4 separate regions of the Homo sapiens genome follow, and regions 1, 2 and 4 are each linked to region 3. A link is a contact called in ENCODE Hi-C or POLR2A ChIA-PET data. All regions are on one chromosome and are shown on one strand. Each heading gives the region's core, a stretch centred on a gene start or an enhancer-like site at or near the end of the contact. The rest is flanking DNA. Distances are from core to core; before and after follow the strand shown. Region 1 overlaps MIPEP (mitochondrial intermediate peptidase). Region 2 overlaps MIPEP (mitochondrial intermediate peptidase). Region 3 holds the start of LINC00327 (long intergenic non-protein coding RNA 327). Region 4 overlaps MIPEP (mitochondrial intermediate peptidase).

The links. A loop is a pair of places that touch in the nucleus more often than their neighbours do. ChIA-PET counts read pairs that join two places held with the same protein, here RNA polymerase II (POLR2A). Pooled maps may share reads with other maps.
Region 1: a pooled map shows a loop between it and region 3 (5-fold over the local background). The contact joins the enhancer-like site here to the promoter of LINC00327 in region 3. A Hi-C loop is called at or near these places in 4 of 37 single-sample maps with no recorded cell type and 4 of 50 pooled maps.
Region 2: a map of aorta shows a loop between it and region 3 (2.3-fold over the local background). The contact joins the enhancer-like site here to the promoter of LINC00327 in region 3. A Hi-C loop is called at or near these places in 1 of 168 maps with a recorded cell type or tissue (aorta), 4 of 37 single-sample maps with no recorded cell type and 6 of 50 pooled maps. POLR2A ChIA-PET finds 5 or more read pairs at or near these places in 2 of 52 experiments (BJ and GM12878).
Region 4: a pooled map shows a loop between it and region 3 (5-fold over the local background). The contact joins the enhancer-like site here to the promoter of LINC00327 in region 3. A Hi-C loop is called at or near these places in 4 of 37 single-sample maps with no recorded cell type and 11 of 50 pooled maps.

What each region holds. Positions count from the first base shown.
Region 1 is chr13:23,810,335-23,813,034 of GRCh38, reverse strand. All of the region lies in intron 14 of MIPEP (mitochondrial intermediate peptidase), which reads left to right. Among named protein-coding and RNA genes, the nearest start is that of PCOTH, 77 kb to the left of the region's middle. RefSeq lists an enhancer at 442-967. Within about 2 kb of position 1,399, at least 3 of the 41 ENCODE cell types and tissues checked have a DNase peak (open chromatin) inside an H3K27ac peak, as active enhancers do.
Region 2 is chr13:23,793,506-23,796,205 of GRCh38, reverse strand. All of the region lies in intron 16 of MIPEP (mitochondrial intermediate peptidase), which reads left to right. Among named protein-coding and RNA genes, the nearest start is that of PCOTH, 94 kb to the left of the region's middle. Within about 2 kb of position 1,450, at least 5 of the 41 ENCODE cell types and tissues checked have a DNase peak (open chromatin) inside an H3K27ac peak, as active enhancers do; they include GM12878, where a contact is called at or near this core.
Region 3 is chr13:23,468,121-23,470,820 of GRCh38, reverse strand. LINC00327 (long intergenic non-protein coding RNA 327) reads right to left here and starts at 1,309. Exons shown (of 3, transcript NR_038995.1): 1 at 630-1,309; 2 at 131-307.
Region 4 is chr13:23,752,333-23,755,032 of GRCh38, reverse strand. All of the region lies in intron 18 of MIPEP (mitochondrial intermediate peptidase), which reads left to right. Among named protein-coding and RNA genes, the nearest start is that of PCOTH, 140 kb to the left of the region's middle. RefSeq lists an enhancer at 1,885-1,994. Within about 2 kb of position 1,317, at least 5 of the 41 ENCODE cell types and tissues checked have a DNase peak (open chromatin) inside an H3K27ac peak, as active enhancers do.

The DNA.
Region 1 (2,700 bases), core at 150-2,649, 340 kb before region 3:
GTTGACTAACAATCAAACTAGTTTTTTTAAAAAGAACATTTACTTTTCTATGTATAGCACACACAATATGTGTATTTTTTATTTGTGATTTGATGAGTTAATGATTCTGTCCTCTGCACTATTCTACTAGGATTGTACTTATTCTCTACTTATGTGTTTCTTTACAAGTGAATGTTTTTTGTATTACAATGTATAGTAGACATTGAATAGATAATTGGGTACTTAACTTTTTATTTTGAAATAGTTATAAATTCACAGAAAGTTGCAAAAACAAAAATGCAGAGAGGTCCTATGTCCCCTTCACCCAGTTTTCTCCAGTGGTAGCATTTTTTGTTTTTTTCTAAATACGTATTTTCTTTTTTTAGAGGCAGTGTCTGGTTTGCTGGTAGGGAAGAAAGCCTAATGGCAGTGAGCGAGGGACGGGGAGAGTGAGGCACGACCAACTGCCCATCCCGTCATGGTCTGGAACTCAAGTTTCCAGAGTTTCTCTGGGGTCCCTTTGGCCAACAGGGGGTCTGTTCAGTCAGTTAGGGGCTCAGAATTTTTTTTTTATTTCTCAGGGTGGAGATGGGACCCAGCGTGGCTCAGCTTCCCGGCTTCTCCAATGGGGACCTCCTTTCCTGTCCTCTGCTGGCTTCCACCTTCTGCCAACAGCCCTGTTCTTTCCTGCCCTTTGCATGTGCTGTTTCTTCTGCCTGAAATGCTTCTTTCCCCTTCCCATCCATCCTTCTCTTGTCTAGTTAACACCTATTCATTTGGCAAATCTCACTCCTACATCCATCAAGCCTTTCAGGGTCACAGCTCACATACCGTCCCCTACGGGCCTTTTCTTCCCTGCACGCGTTACAGTTAGTAACTGTGGAATTGGTGCTTACGTGGAGAATGCTAGCTGAGAAGTTTTGGGGGCAGACACCTGCTGTTGCCCACTGTTTGTGCCCCTTGTGCCTAATGCAGTGCTTGCTTACATGGTCTTCATATGTGTTAGTTAAATGAGAAAATATTGTCACAGCTCAATGGGTTCTTCTTGCCCACTGCCCAGAAAAGCTAATGCACCGAGAACAGCAAATGTTGCAACAAACAGTTTAATCATAGCAGGGCCAGCTAAGTGGAAAACAGAAGGCGTTTCTCAAATCCACCTCCCTGAGAACTTGGAGGCTAGAGTTTTTAAAGATACTTTGTCAGGCAGGGGCCTGGGGAACTGAAACAGTTGATAAGCTGTGGATGAAATCACAGGAGTGTCTAAACTGCACAGCTGAGTCTGTTTCTGGTTGGGAGGTGGGTCTCAGGACCGGGTAGCATCTCTTGGTTTGTTGAAATGCTAAATCTGAAAAATATCTCAAAGACCAGTTCTTTAGGTTCCACAATAATCATGTTATTTACAGGAGTAGCTGGGGAAGTTACAAGTCTTATAGCCTCTGGCTATGTGACTCTGGTAGTGAGCAACTTATAGAAAAGCAAGCTTAGCAGTGGCAGGTGATTGTTTAAGTGTATCTATTGTTTAGCAAAGTCCAGGCCCCTACCATAATTCAAATCCAGCCTCAGGAATGTGGCTTCAGTCCCCAAACAAGCAGGAAGGTCAGGTTTTCTAGCCTCAAAGTTTAACTATAAACCAAATTTTTCTTATAGTTATCTTGGCCTCTGCACTAGAATAAGCTAAAGACAATGTAGCCTGAGAGGTTAGAAGCAGGATGGAGTCAGTCATGTTAGATTTCTCTTCTTATTACTTACAATTCTGCAAAGGTGGTTTCAGTGTCATTCTTCCACATATACTTTTTTTGTAAAAATTATTAAAACTTGGTGAAGCATGAAAAATCTTTTAAATGTAGCATGAATCCTGTCAACAATATAAAATATGATATAAAGTAAGGTTTAAAGAAACGTGAACATTTTGACACAATCTGTTGGCAGATATGACTTAAATAAATCTTGACTGTTAAAAATCCTGTTTGAGGAAGTATTTCTTTCATACAAGATGAGCGCCCCTGGTGTCAGAAAGCCCCAGGCCTGTGACCTGTACCAGAATTCACACTATGTAGCTTTCTCCCATCTGTGTCTTAGCTCTTTAAAAATATTGTCTTTTCTGCCTAGTTTACTTCTCTTGCTGCCAAATGGAAAGAGAAAAGGCTGTAGGTTTGTCATCTGAGCAGTCAGCAGATTCTATGTCTTTCACTTAAGAAGCCGTTTCCTAGCAGTTCTTCTATTAGTTCATTCCTTCACAAATCTTTCCTGAGTGTCTGCCGAGTAGACTCCTACAAAGCAGTGGCTAGTTTCCGCTTCCAGCAGACAGCCCACGTTCTCATTCACAGGTGGTTAATTTATACGACCATACCACTGAGTAACTTGCCATTGGTCTTTATATAATGTGTTTCTCTTTAGAGGGGCTTTTAGCTTAATTAGGTTGTAAATCGGTATCTTTCTTTAATAAACATCAGTATTAATGATTTTAAAGTAGAGTAAGATTGAGGAAAGTTCTTGTTCAACTACATTATTAATTTATTTCTAAGAGGATCTGTATGTTATAGGGTTAGGCCTAATTCATCTCAAAAAGAAAGCCTTAAATCACATAGGGACATTAAACTAAGTGTCCAAGCTCTACAGTTCTTTCAGATTCGAAAAGAAAATAATCTGCAATACATTATTATGACTATTTGTTAGGATGTCAGTTTAGCTTTAACACTGGCGGACACTGTGAATTACCAT
Region 2 (2,700 bases), core at 201-2,700, 330 kb before region 3:
CTCAAGTTATCCGCCCACCTCGGCCTCCCAAAGTGCTGGAATTACAGGCGTGACTCACTGCATCCTGCCGATAGTCAATTTTTAAGAGCTTCTTTGTTCGATATATAGAGCATACATGTATATACATATACACACACACATATATATATAATATATGAAGATAGGTGACATTTAAACACTCAAGCATATTAACAATTGTGTGTGTATATGTATGACAGGGTCTTGCTCCATCACTTAGGCTGGAGTGCATTGGCATGATTATGGCTCATTGCAGCCTTAACCTCAAGGCTCAACTGACCCTCCTGTCTCGGTTTCCCAGGTAGCTAGGACTACAGGCGCTCATCACCACACCCCACTCCCAGCTTTTTTTTTTTTTTTGGTAGAGATGAGGTTTCACTATGTTTCACAGGCTAGTCTTAAACTCCTGGCCTCAAGTGGTCCTCCTACCTCAGCTTCTCAAATGTTTTTGTGTTTTTAATTTTAACTGTATATCTTAAAGCTGTTCATGGGTGACTTTACAACTTTATTTCAGTTGTTAATATAAAAGTGTAGCACCACGTATTGACCTCATGTAGCATCAAGTATATAATGATTTTACCTTAAAAGCGTTAATTTTAGAATAGTTGATAAGACATGAAGATAAGAAAATAATTATCCATTAAGTGATTTCTGTCATCTAGATTAAAATGTCAATCAGATTGTTCCCATTAGTTATTTTTAAACTAAGACAGGTAAGTAACCGTGATCATATGGGGAGTCCTTATACAGAAATCTTAGGGTTGCTTTGGACCTTGGCTATTTTTATCCCACACTTGTTCAGATGTTGGTTGAAAGAATGGCATAAGGGTCTGTTTTTAAATGTATAAACAAATATATTGTCTATTAAACAATAGGACTGGAGCCCCAGGCGGGTTAAATATTTACTGCTCTCTCTCCAGAGTATTCAATTTAAACTATTTGGTAAAAATGCTTATTCCTCCTATTCTTTTTTTTTTTCTTCGCCCTGGGGAAGAAGTTTCCTCCTATTCTTATGCCCCAGCTCTCCTGCAAATGGAAAGTCTCTTCCATGAGGTGAAGTTAGTGCCTGGGCTGAGCTAGCTTGGAATATTTGATGTTGCTAAGCAAACATCAGGTTAAAGAAAACAATATTTATTTTTGTTTTTATCTTAAATACGAAGAAAGACCATATGGTGCATATCTAGAAACACCTAAGTGGTTAATTGCATGTTAAATTTCTTTCCTCTTTGCCTGCATAAACAACTGAAAAAATATTTACTTTCTGTGTCATGCTAGGTTTATTTATGACTTTGTAACTAAAACACAGAAGTGTTATAAATTGAAACTTTAATCTCATGATTGACTCATTTTCTAAAAATTTATATGGTTTCAGTTTGTGGGACAGCTGCAACTCTAGATTTCAGTGATTTAAAACATGAGGAAATTATGACTACCCGGTTGTTTTTTTAATATGGTCCTTTGAGCCAAATCACCAACTTTCATTTTTGTCTTGGTTTTCATGAATAATGCTGCCCTTTTTTTCTTCTCGGCCTGCAATTTGACAAGCTAGATATAAGGAACTAAAAATCCAGGCTATTAGTAGAAGTTATTTCTTTACCAGGTAAACTTTTGTATCTTAAATGATGCACATGTGTCTTTTAGATTTAGGCTGTTTCTATTTCAGGAAGCGTTTTCTCTGGTAATTTTCTGAGGTAAGTCCCGTTTTTACTCACAAGGAATGAGAGCCGGACACAGGGACCATTGTGATGCCTCTTTACCTTTATGCCTTATCACCAACAGGGAGTTAAGGCAGCGTTAGCAATATGAGGAAGGCTCCAGTTGAGTGTTGTTAATTTTTAATTTTAATTTTATGTTGAGTAAGTAATACATATGCATGATTAAAAAATCACAGGGTGTCAAAAGCTTTACAATACAGTCTCCCTCCTCCTCAGGTCCCTTTCTCTGGAGGCAGCCTGGGGTACTATATCACACTGATTTGAAGATGAATTACCTCGGTTCAACATAAATTTAAAGACATAAAATCTGCAGTTCTCAGTCACTTCCTCCTCTTAATATTCTTCTTGCCTTTTCTCATGGATAGAGCAGCTCTAGACTGGACTCACAGTCTTCCCCTAATGAGCGTCCTAGGAAGTATCTGCTATACAACTCTCAAATCCACACAACATTAGTGAGGTCTTTTCTAAATACAGATTTGAGTGTGACGTCCCTTCCCTTAAAACCCTCAATGGCTTCCATTGATCTTAAGCTAAAGGCCAGAGTCCTTTGCCCACTTGCAAGTTCCTGCGTGGTCTGGTCACCCAAGCTTCCTCCAGCAGGACACAGCCTGCTTCCTTTGGCACTGGAGTCTTGGCACTTGTTTCTGCTGCCTGGAGTGCTCTCTTTCTGCTCCCTTTGCCTTCTGCTTGAACCATCATTTCTCCAGACCTGGCCAGCCTCTGTTACAGTCTCCCAGGGCTGGGGTCCTTCCCTTAAGATGGGTCATCTCAGTTTATAATGTATTGATGCCATTTGATTCATTTCTATCTTCCCAACTGGAGTGAACCTCAAAGAACAGCATGGCTCATTTCTGATTTGTTTATTGTTTTCCCAGGGCCCTGAACAGTTAGTAGTATGTACCCAATAAATATTTACTGAGAAATGTTTTTACATTTTTATTGAGATATAATGTACATAAAGTACACA
Region 3 (2,700 bases), core at 60-2,559:
AAGACTGGTCACTATTAGTCTTGACCCCTTCTATTTGAAATATGTGAAATACACAAAGTAAAATATAATTTCTGATAGGGGCTGATATCAGGAACTGTAGGAGATCTGTCCATTGAACCCAAGGTCTTACCTATTAAATCTCTACTGTTGCCAGTCTGCGCTCCTGGATTTTCAAGGGGCTCCGTGGAATTGGGAGGCTGATGAAGCTGGTGACCACCCTCCGTAAGCATGCTGTGTTGGTGATTCCAGTGCTTACTCCTTTCCTCAAATGTGGTCATAAGAAGTCAGGAAAGTCAATATGCTTTCACTAGGAAAAAAGGAGGAAAGCCTGCTTTAGTTGGTTGTTACATTTTTGATGAGGCGAAAATTCAAACAAAACTGTAACCACAAGGACCATTAATTGTTCTTTCCTGCTAATAACCATAGTTAGCCAATTGGATTGTGAGTGTGTGGCATGCTTGTATTGTGTATGTGAGTAGGGAATGCACGTGCGTTAAAGTTCACATGTGCTTAAGAGCTTAGACACACCCGCAATTTGCAAGACAGCTTCATGTCCTGATGTGGCCAAAGCTGTGTAAGAAGCCTGAGCTGTAATTACTCCGCACAAATTTACATCCTGGGGTACTCACATCATCCTGTGGTCTGTATGCTCTGTGGCTACACACCTGGCTGAGAACAGAATTAATGATGAGAAACGTGCCTGCTTCTCTGCATAAAAGATGATGTCTGAGTAGAAGGTCGCCAAGGGAGGATTAAGAGCAAGAATGCGAGAATGTGCTCAGGAATCCGTGCGTGAGATGATGAGCTTGTGAGCTGATGTTGATTCTGTGCAGTTCCCAGTGTCTTATTCACAGGCAAGATTTTCTTGCTCATCGTTCAGCCTTCAATGTTTTAAGCAAAGATTTTTAAAAAGATCTAACAGGAAACGAGGAGCTGCAGTGAAGCTTGGGCAGTCAGTTCGAATCTGAATAAATATTTGTCAGATTGGAGAAGCGCTGAAAGCATTAAGATACTTGGAGATTTCTCTTTTTCTTTGGCAAGAAGCATGACTGAGACAGGTAAGGGCTAGGAATTCTTCCGGATCACTCCCTCCAACAATGGTCTTTCCTTTGAATTTGCACTTTGGAGTCTGACACAGATTAGTGCTTCCTAGTCCTCTAACTGTAACACATGCCTCAGTTTCCCTTCTCCGATAAGATTGCAATATCTTTGGGTGCAGGAAAAAAAATAGTTGATCCTTTTCTTTGTAGCCCAGCAAGTTCCAGGCACATTAGAAACTGATTAGAAACTGGTACACAAGTGTTACTTGCTTAATTTATTATAAATGCTTTAAAAATGAGGCAATGACTATCATTGAAAAATAAAACCAAACTGTGAAGAACTTCTCTCTTCCTGTTAGTGGAGACTTTCCACAGAATTTTTTTTTTTTTTTGGGAGGCAGTGGACATGTTGAGTTTTCAATTGAATATTTTGCTGCAAACAACTTAGGAGGAGAGGAAAAAAGAAAACGCAAAGCCAAACAAAGCTGGTATTTTTCAAGTGCTCATTAATTTCAAAACCACGGTGTCTTTCATTGATTTTTTACCATTAAAAAGGACAGCAATGCCCATCTGCTCAAAATTCCATCCAGAAATGAAATTATGAATTAAAGCTGTGTTACACATGCACAATTGAGACATCCTCTGTTTGGGCCTGCCAGATGACACACTGAAACAGCCTGGGGTCTGCACTTGGGGTGCTGCCAAGGAAGCAGATACACGGCTGATGAAAATCATCCATCATTTCAAATCAGAGGTGCCATATTCCTGCAGACTCCTGTTATGAACAATCTCATTTGATCTTACATTGGAACAAGCTGTCTTCAACACTCAGGCCTGGCCCCAGGCACAACGAGGCAGATGGAATAGGAATCTCTCATTCCATGCCTGCATTTGCCGGAATTCTAGGATTTTGTCAGAAGTTTTCTTGTGTGAACCTAGCCTGACAGGATTAACTTCACTGAGTTGTGCTTCAATATCAGTTCTTACCTCCTTCAATTTGTGCCAAAACTCTCATGGAGGACAGTGTTCATCATTTTTTCACTTAAAACCATATATATGAGTCATTATATAGAGCGATTCTTTTTAGATTCAGTTTCCGGGAAAAAAATTAAAAAGTCACATGATCTTTCTGTCTGCTAATGATATTATGCACGTTGCTCTTGTCTCTATTTTTGCCTTGGCCTCCAGGAAGCTCACAGCCACGTTTTACACTCAAATACAGAAATAATATTACCATATGCTAGTATTACCGTATTTGTGATACTCTTTTCTGTTGATCCTTAGTTTCCATTTCCATTCTTCTTTTATTAAGCCTAACACGTTTTTTGTTGTAAGCTATATCAAAATCATTTTGGAGAAAGGCCAGGCTTATATAAATGATAAAGCATAACCATCTTTTATTTCCCAGCCAAGTGGTTTGTGTTTTAGAGTATATACTTTTAGAAGAAACAGATTGTTTCTTTAAACAGATGAAAATCAAATATCTTCCTTCTTCATGAAGTTAACCACGGTTAGATCATCCACATTGATACAGATGCCTGATAAAAGATCAGGATTGCGTTTGACAACCAGGTTTCTCTTACACATTCTCAGCAGCTTTCAGTCTCTGAAGTTTTTAGTCTTCTTTATTTACTACATTAATCTTGAGAGTAAACAAGGT
Region 4 (2,700 bases), core at 68-2,567, 280 kb before region 3:
TAGACAATAAGCAGGTTAGGCCCTCTGCTTATGTAACAAGGCAGTATGTGGAAGAGCCAGGGATTGAACCAGGACCTCAGGCAGCAAGCAGACCAAGCTCTTCAGCTGCCTGTACTGTCAGACAGGACATCTAGTTCAGGGTCTGTTCCAGACCCAGGCAAAAGTGAAACAATAGGCACATCATAATAAGCTACTGATTGGGTACATTGTATACTTTTGGCTGGTGGTTGGTAGCGCCAGCCCACCCCGAGCTAAGGCGGAAATAAGCGGTGAGTTTCTGTGAGGTGTGTGTTCCTGGCAGCCGTGCTTGGCTCATCCTTTCCCAGGCCATGCTGCTACACCTCAACATTTGCTGATAGGAGATACCATCAAAAGAAAAAAATGTAAATCTTTTTCAGTGTTTATCTTTTGGCTGGTGTGCTTTTCTAGTCGGCTTCCCAGAATGTTGCAACTAACTCTCAAAAATTCTGTTCTTTATCCAAAACAATTTTGTGTTAAGAAACTTAATATTTTCTGCACTAAAATTCACATATGAGAGAAAAAGAAGTCCATCATTCAAACCAGAGATGATTAAGTATTCAGATTTTAGTTAACACAAACAATAGAACAATTCTACTTTTACATTTTAATATTTTTCTTAATGCTGTTCTGTCAGATCTCATTAATTCACATGATTTGTTTCATGTCAGAGATGAATGGGGGACATGCAAAGAGGGTTATGCCAGTTGTCACTTCATAGGGCTGGATTTGTAAGCTAAGACCCATAGTAGTGGCTTCTCATTTTCTTGGAGGCAGTCAGTCTGTACCCCAAAACAGCAGGTCTTAGGTGTTGGCTCACAGCCTTAACACTGGGGTATTACCAGGAGTGATGGGTGAAATTACTGAGATTTGTAATGTAAAAGCATACAGGATCTCGTTGGCAGTATTCTTCTATGAAAATGTAACTTTTTATAGGTACCTTATATATTTTTGTTTAACTGCTTCCTGGATAAATGTAAAGAATTATATTACATAGCAAAATGGAAAGAAATAGAACACCTGCCTTCAAACTATGTACCTCCCTAACCAAATCACAACTTTTTTTTACCTCCTTAGTTATAAGACTGTGTTTCTTAGGGTCAGAATACCTTTGTATTCATATTTGTGCTCTTTGAATGATACAAATTCAGAGAAGTCAAATAGGGAATGCTTTTGATCTTTGAATAATAAGTTCTACATAGGCAAACTTTTAGATTATTTGTCTTTTTCAGAATGAGTCATCCCTTGGGAACAGGGCTCTGCTCAGAGCTCTGAGTCCCTCGGCCATTTCTAGTCCTCACCAGCTAGAGGCCAACACCCTATTCAAGGAAGTCCCTGAGCACACAGGATTCCTCTACTTTCTTTTTTCCCTGATGTTTGCTTTACATTCATCAGTTAAAGGCCACTGCTAGGCAACCATGTATCTATGCTCTCTAACTCTTGGCTGCAAGGTATTTATTCAGAAGTTTTCCATTACTTAACTTTACATAGAGTGATCCTCACAGGAAAAAAGACAAGTTGCAGCAGCAGGGGCTTTCTTAAAAAGCCTAACACACCAAATACCATTTGAAGGCAACATAATAGTGGTTAAAACAGTATTTTCTTCCCCAGAGAAAGAAAGCAATCACATGGTGAAATAGAATTGGATTTGCAGTCAGTGACTCTGCTACTTACTGTCTATAAATTACTTAGGAAAGTCACTTAATTTCCTTGCGGGAGGTAAAATGTGATTTGACTTCAAAACACTTCTTTTTTTGTCTTATTATTATTATTATTTTTTTTTTTTTTTTTGAGATGGAGTCTCTACTGCCCAGGCTGGAGTGCAGTGGCACGATCTCCCCTCACTGCAACCTCCACCTCCTGGGTTTATGCACTTCTCCTGCCTCAGCCTCCTGAGTAGCTGGGACCACAGGCATGTGCCACCATGCCCAGCTAATTTTTGTATTTTTAGTAGAGACGGGATTTTGCCATGTTGGCCAGGCTGGTCTCGAACTCCTGACCTCAGGTGATCCACCCTCCTTGGTCTCCCAAAGTGCTGGGGTTACAGGCCTGAGCCACCTTGCCTGGCCCAAAGCACTTCTTTTTAATCTGCTTCTCCTTTTTTTAATCTCTGAAGGGGGTGGGGTGTGTGTACAGACGTGTGGCAGTAGCTTTGCAGATTGACAGTATGGCCTTGTCTATTTTTAAACACATTCATAGCTTACATAAATATATATATTATAGGCATGACATTCAGTCACTTAATCCTCCACTAAACACATGTGGCAATACCTGACTGAAACCAACTTTCTTAATTGCTGAGACATCTGGGGTGAGGTTTAACTCTCATTGTCAATGTTAAGGTTTTCTGCTGTTCATCTCATACCCCCACAATGGTTTTTGGCTTATGTTAAATCACATTTCTGAGTAATAAGATAACTTAAGGTTTTTGCTTAAAATAAACCATGATGATATGGCATTTCCATTCATTTTACCATTTTATAAAATATATACTAGAATATTTGTTAAGTATGCTATGGTGAGCATGATCTAAGGTTCAGTTTCCATTACAGCCACTTCAGAAAATGTGCAGTTTTCTAAAAAGACAGATATGCTGAGGCTTGTGAATAGCAAGGAAGTAATACTTTGCCCCCACTAGGAAGCAGAATTGTTTCTTACTACAGCAAATAGACTGGTAGAATT